2 separate regions of the Homo sapiens genome follow, and region 1 is linked to region 2. Evidence: chromatin loops called from intact Hi-C (ENCODE). Cell type or tissue: PC-3. All regions are shown on one strand. Links, peaks and the distances in the headings refer to the core of each region. The heading gives the core; the rest is flanking DNA.

Region 1 (2,929 bases), core at 322-2,821, 150 kb before region 2:
ATCCTCCTGACAACTTTTATCATGTAAATTATGTCACAGTTGAATTAGTCTCCTTAATTAAACTGTAAGTCATGTTACCAAGGAATAGGTAATTATTTTTACAACTCCCCAAATCAATAATAAAATAATGAAATTTCACCCTTTCTTTACATAATTTCACATTTTGACTTCCGACCTTAACCACTGATCTTGGCCATTGTTGATTACTTTCATATATATAATGAAACCTGTATTATTATAGATTGAGTTAGGCTGAGATACCTTACAAATAATTTTACTAAACTGTAAATAAGAGCTGGTGTAGGCAGAATGCCAGGATTTTAAGGGAATAGATGTAAAATACCAAGAATACTTCAGAATGTAATTGAGAGAAGGTTTTTTTTTTTTTTTTTTTTAAAGACTGTTTTAGCTTTTTTTGGCCAAATAAGGCCCCAGAAATGTTTCAATTTAATCAGATCTCCCAAGTTATGTATCTTAATTTTCAATATGGTACCTAATGCCTTTGGTTGTAAGTTATCACTGATAAGCAGAATTAGTATGCTTCAGGAAGATAATAGATATACGAATCATCAGCCCATAATTTACTATTCTTTGCTAGTTAAATCTCTTGTAAAGCTGTCCCTGTGATGAACAGCAGCACTTATTCAGACCAAAAATAACAACAGTCCCATGTGTTGTAGGTCCCAGGAGGTCTTGGTGTTTTTGTAGACAGCAGACAAGAAATAAAAGGAATTTTGTCCTTTTTACCTCATGTAATCCCACTGGAAAATGAAACATGTGCTATGAGTTGATATTGACTCCTGCCAGGTCACCTCCCTAAAGAGTCTCGGGCAGGCACTGTTGCAACATTTCTTGGACAGGAGTGTGACGGGCTGTGATGGAGATGGATGGTTTATGTAGTACGCTACCGTGGAACACTGCACTACTGTCTGCCCCTAGGAAGTGGCTAGTGAGGACGCCACGAGTAACCCGCATCTGTTACTTTAACTCTTTCAGAGGGTATTACATAAGCTTTACATCCCCCAATTTTAAACTAAGTTCTACGTAGCTTTTTTTTTTTTGATAGTTGACTATAGTAATGTAGAACCATTTATGATTTCTTTTCCCGTACTTTGTAGGACTTTCTTTTGGATGTTAGATAATGCAAGTATTTTTGAAACTATATGTTATTAGGAACTATTTGGACACTACAAAACCCTTTTAATGGGCCACCCTATCAATTCTCTGTTCTTCTAAGGAAGTTTTTCCTATTCATAACTCATTTCACTCTTTGGCTCAGATTGAGGGAAATGTAATAATGATTAAGGAAAGGAATGTATGCGTTTTCTTCTTTTTCTGAAAACCTGTACACATTTTCTGTCTCGGATTATGTAAACTTGGAGGGCTGTAGAATGTTGACAACTGTGAGAGGTAAAAATGAGTCTGTTAATACATACCACTGCTTTGGAATTTAAAAGCCAGAAAATTCCCCTTTGGTTCTTTGGAGAAGTGTTTAGCTTGATGGCCCGGAATACAAATCCAGTAAAATTGGCATGTTCCAGCTGTCATTTACACACACCTTAGGCGAAATTAATGAGATCACTCTAAGATTACACTTTGTGTTTTATTTTCATTTTATAGGTCTGTATGAGCTGTTGGCTGCTCTGCCAGCCCAGCTGCAGCCACATGTGGATAGCCAGGAAGACCTGACCTTCCTCTGGGATATGTTTGGTGAAAAAAGCCTGCATTCATTGGTAAAGGTAAACCATGCTGATGTCAGATTCTCTTTGCGAAAAGCATATGGAAAAATATTTGGGGCACCACCAAGTAAACCAGAGATCAAATTGTTGCTCTCTGAAAACAAAACAGCCTTGTTCCATTCACCGACGGGCGTGGAAGTTGTTAAAGATTCTACCAAAAATACATAGATGATTTCACTTAATGGTGGTGAGCTGGCTCTGTATACTAATGTAGCAACCATGTGGTCACCCCCTTGTTTAGAGAAAGAATATGAAATAGTAGCAGGAAGGTTTAGACTCTTTTACGGTCAACATTCATGAGCTGGAATTTAACTTAAATAAATGTTCACAGCAAAAATTAGAAGGAATCTATTTTCTGAGGTCAAGGATGGCAGCAGTTCAGTAGCCACATTAATTTAAAATAATTTCCTTTAACAAAGTCAACTGAAATTCTAGTAAGCTGTTCCTTTTATTGGCAGAACTCCATTGAAGTGGTATTTTGTATATAAATACACTGAAGCCGAATGTGAGTAAAAACAGTTTTTGGAGACAGTTTTAGTAAAGCATCATGCCATGAAAATGATCAGCCAGCAGAAATCGGGTCTGGCCATACAGCAACATTGGGAGTGATCAGAACTCCTAAAATAGTAAAATGAGAACAAGAAGCTTACTGGAAAATATGCCACTTGTGCTTCTGGAAATATGAATTGCATTTTCTCTCATCTAACTCAAGCTGAAAGAAATTTAGAGTCTTTCTGGAGTTTATGAGGAGGTAGAAACCAGTGCCTCAATGATAACTGGACCTATATTTTTAAATTCAGCTAACTTTGTTATGGCTGCCTGTCATGATAAGAGGCTTTTAATTGATATAGAGTATTAGAAAATGAGCAATTTCTGAGTTGCAATTGCTTTTCAGAACAGAATTCCTATATTTCTTTTGTCAAATTTACTGAAATTTGTGTACTTGCAGCAGTGACAATTCTTAAGAAATGGAAGTGTTGATATGTGGCATTTCCCTAGCAGTACATTTAAAGACCATGTTTATTTGTTCATTTCTTTATTTTTTCATAACAGTGTAATTTCCAAGGCATCCTTGTGCTCTAAATAATAGTTGCCCTCTGGGGATTTATTAGGCATGGTCTTGGGATTATAACTGATGACGTTTATGACTTGGTAATACAATCATAAAAATATTTTTAAGTTGACTGTGT
Region 2 (2,929 bases), core at 206-2,705:
AGAGTGAGACCCTGTCTCAACAACAACCACAAAAAGCTTGGAGATAAGATATAAGCAGTAGATAAGATGTAAGATACAGTTGTATATATGAAAACATATATACAGCTGCATGTACTTGGGAAGAGTATAATAGATACAAAAATCAGTGAAAGAATTGTATTTAGGTACATACCTTTTGAACAGTTACACTTCTTGTGCTTTGGTGAATGGATCTTCATATTCAATTGACTCAAAACTATTTTGTATACTATTATGTGAACATTTCATACTATTGTAGGCTGAACATTTGTATAAAATCTAGACCAATTAATTTTCAGAGCAGCCTTATTTTTAAAGCTAAAAATACCATCAGTAACTGTTACTCATTAAGAGTCCAAATGAAAAATTTAATAATGTGCCTTGCTTGTCTCCTTGTGTCAACAATTATATTTAGCACAGCAAAAGAAAATCACTATTTTGGGTATAGGATAAGTAGACCAATATTATTCAGCAATAATATTTGTATTTTCTATGAGTGTTATTGGAAATGATGATTGTGGTATATTCATGACTATTATGGGTTCTGGCAAGACCTTTTATTGTTTTTCTTCTTAATCTTAATATATTCTACCTTTGGACCAAAAATCAAAAGCAAAGAAATTAAATGTGAAGAGCTTATTTTTTTCTTGCCCCTCTTAATTAGCTCATCATTAACTTTAGTTTATATTAATTTATGAACTGTTCATTGTGGTTACAAAATACAGATCACATTTCTGATTCCCAGTATATTTGATAAATACCTTTTTTTACATGCCAACAGTACATATCCGTTCTGAGTAGGTACTGTCATACAATGTTAGTTACTCAGGCTCTTGATCAACACTAAAATTAAATTTTCTGTTATTGTGAAATCTTATGTGACAATGAAATGCAGACTCAAATTATTTCAGCATGTTGCAACATAAAGATTTATTGTACTATTTAGACATTTTAAAGGTTTCTCAACGAAGATAAGAAAGGATCACATATTCTTAGGATTTGGCTCTCTTACATTTATGTTATATAGCCAACTAAAATACTTCCTGGCTTTAAAAATGTGAGACACGAAGGCTCCTGAAACACTTTTAATGAGACATCGAAGGAACGTGGTAATCAGCCGGGCGTGGTGGCTCATGCCTGTAATCCCAGCACTTTGGGAGGCCGAGGCAGGTGGGGATCACTTGAGGTCAGGAGTTCCAGACCAGCCTGGTGAACATGGAGAAAATCCATCTGTACTAAAAATACAAAAATTAGCCAGGTGTGGCGGCACGCTCCTGTAATTCCAGCTACTCGGGAGGCTGAGGCAGGAGAATTGCTAGGACCCCGGAGGCAGAGGTTGCGGTGAGCCAGGATTGCACCACTGCACCCCAACCTGGGTGACAGAGTGAGACTCTATCTCAAAACAAAAAACAAAAAACATGGTAATCATCCTTTTACAAATTTGTCCAACTCTGAAAAAGGAGTTTATATTATAAATTCCTTCCTATGAATAAGCATAAATAATGCAGCCAAAACATCAGAGTAAACAATTCTTTTCTCCAATAGCTATTTTAATACTGACATTTCCCCATAATGATGACTAGTGACTCATTATCCTGCAATTCAGTTAAGGCAGGAGTTTTGACTCTTGCCAGAGTAGTTTTTTGTTACAAGCAAATCATAGAAATAGTATTAGAAATTATGGCTTCTGAAGCACTTGTGGTTAAAGAGGATGACTTTTATTTCTGGCTGAGGGGAAAGACTGAACACAGAACAGCATTAGGTAAACCAATTGTAGAATGTTTGCATTGATATGAAGTGAGGTAATGGCCTGGTTAACCAATTATTTTTTTAATACTTCCTTTTGTAGGAAGAAGATTTTCAAGAAATGATTAAATCTGCACAGATAATGGAAAGTCAATATGGTCATCTTTTTGACAAAATTATAATAAATGATGACCTCACTGTGGCATTCAATGAGCTCAAAACAACTTTTGACAAATTAGAGACAGAGACCCATTGGGTGCCAGTGAGCTGGTTACATTCATAACTAAGAGAAATTTCCATAATTGTCTTTTTCTATAGAGTGCATGATGAAATCAATTACAGTTTTGGTAGTAGGGTTTTTAAATCTATATCACTGTCATAGATGTACAATCTTGGTTCAAGTTGAATGCTGGTTTTGTTTGTATCTTTTTACAGCCTTATTTCAAACGCCATGTGTTAGTATAAGATCCGAAATCAAAATATGCACAGTACTGTATTCTAAGCAAAACCTCAAACCTTCTCGTTGTCTTCAATACCGCTCTATCTCCAAGATGAGGCTGAAATTTTCAGAGAGACTTAGCTAGAGGCTTAGTATGTATGGGAGTTCAGCGCTTCTGCTGGTCTCAGGTGTGGCTGCTGCTGTCGAGTTTGAATGTTAGCTGTTGAAGGTATCAATTCAGCAGCCATGAGCAGCTCCAGACAGACAGGTGAGCTCTGCTGTTTCTGGGTGGATCATCACAGATTTAGCCGGGCAGGCAGTAAGGTGTCCTCTTACTATTCAAAAAGTGTAGACTTTCTTACATATTCGCAATACGTTCACAGTGTGTGCATTTTAAAATAATTCTTAAAGGAGTAACTGAAATTTTACCTTGAGTGAATGGCCTTCATAATATAGCTTGAGAAGTCCTTTTGAGTACCTGTCAGTGACTCAACAACATTTAATAAGGGAAAGTAGACTTTTAACAGTTATTATATATGTAACGAAAAGCCTTTCCTTTGGGATTAATATAAGTAAGAATGGTAGCCTTGTGGCAAGAAATGATTACAAAGGATATTTTTATTTGTAATTCCTCAGAAGACAATTTATGAAGTCACCCAAAATGTTATTTTAGCTGGTTTTGGATTTTTCCAATAAATTAGAAGAAGGATTTCTATTCTAAAACAT

Evidence for each region. Hi-C counts contacts between places; a loop is a spot of excess contacts. Peaks named below come from ENCODE experiments on the same cell type or tissue, not always from the same donor. Only the 100,000 strongest peaks of a DNase experiment are listed, where the experiment ranks them.
Region 1: a loop joins it to region 2, with 18 times the contacts of the local background. A loop is called at or near these places in 1 of 110 quality-filtered maps.

Annotation. Positions count from the first base shown.
Region 1 is chr10:28,200,963-28,203,891 of GRCh38, reverse strand. It overlaps MPP7 (MAGUK p55 scaffold protein 7), which reads left to right. Exons shown (of 17, transcript NM_001318170.2): 3 at 1,621-1,739. Among named protein-coding and RNA genes, the nearest start is that of MIR8086, 87 kb to the left of the region's middle. In PC-3, for the core only: no CTCF peak of the experiment used is centred there; a DNase peak (open chromatin) is centred at 1,831; H3K4me3 peaks cover 1,739 bases; H3K27ac peaks cover 2,500 bases.
Region 2 is chr10:28,053,183-28,056,111 of GRCh38, reverse strand. MPP7 (MAGUK p55 scaffold protein 7) reads left to right here. Exons shown (of 17, transcript NM_001318170.2): 17 at 1,868-2,929. The coding sequence ends at 2,047. Among named protein-coding and RNA genes, the nearest start is that of SNORD130, 19 kb to the left of the region's middle. In PC-3, for the core only: no CTCF peak of the experiment used is centred there; a DNase peak (open chromatin) is centred at 1,671; H3K4me3 peaks cover 689 bases; H3K27ac peaks cover 2,498 bases.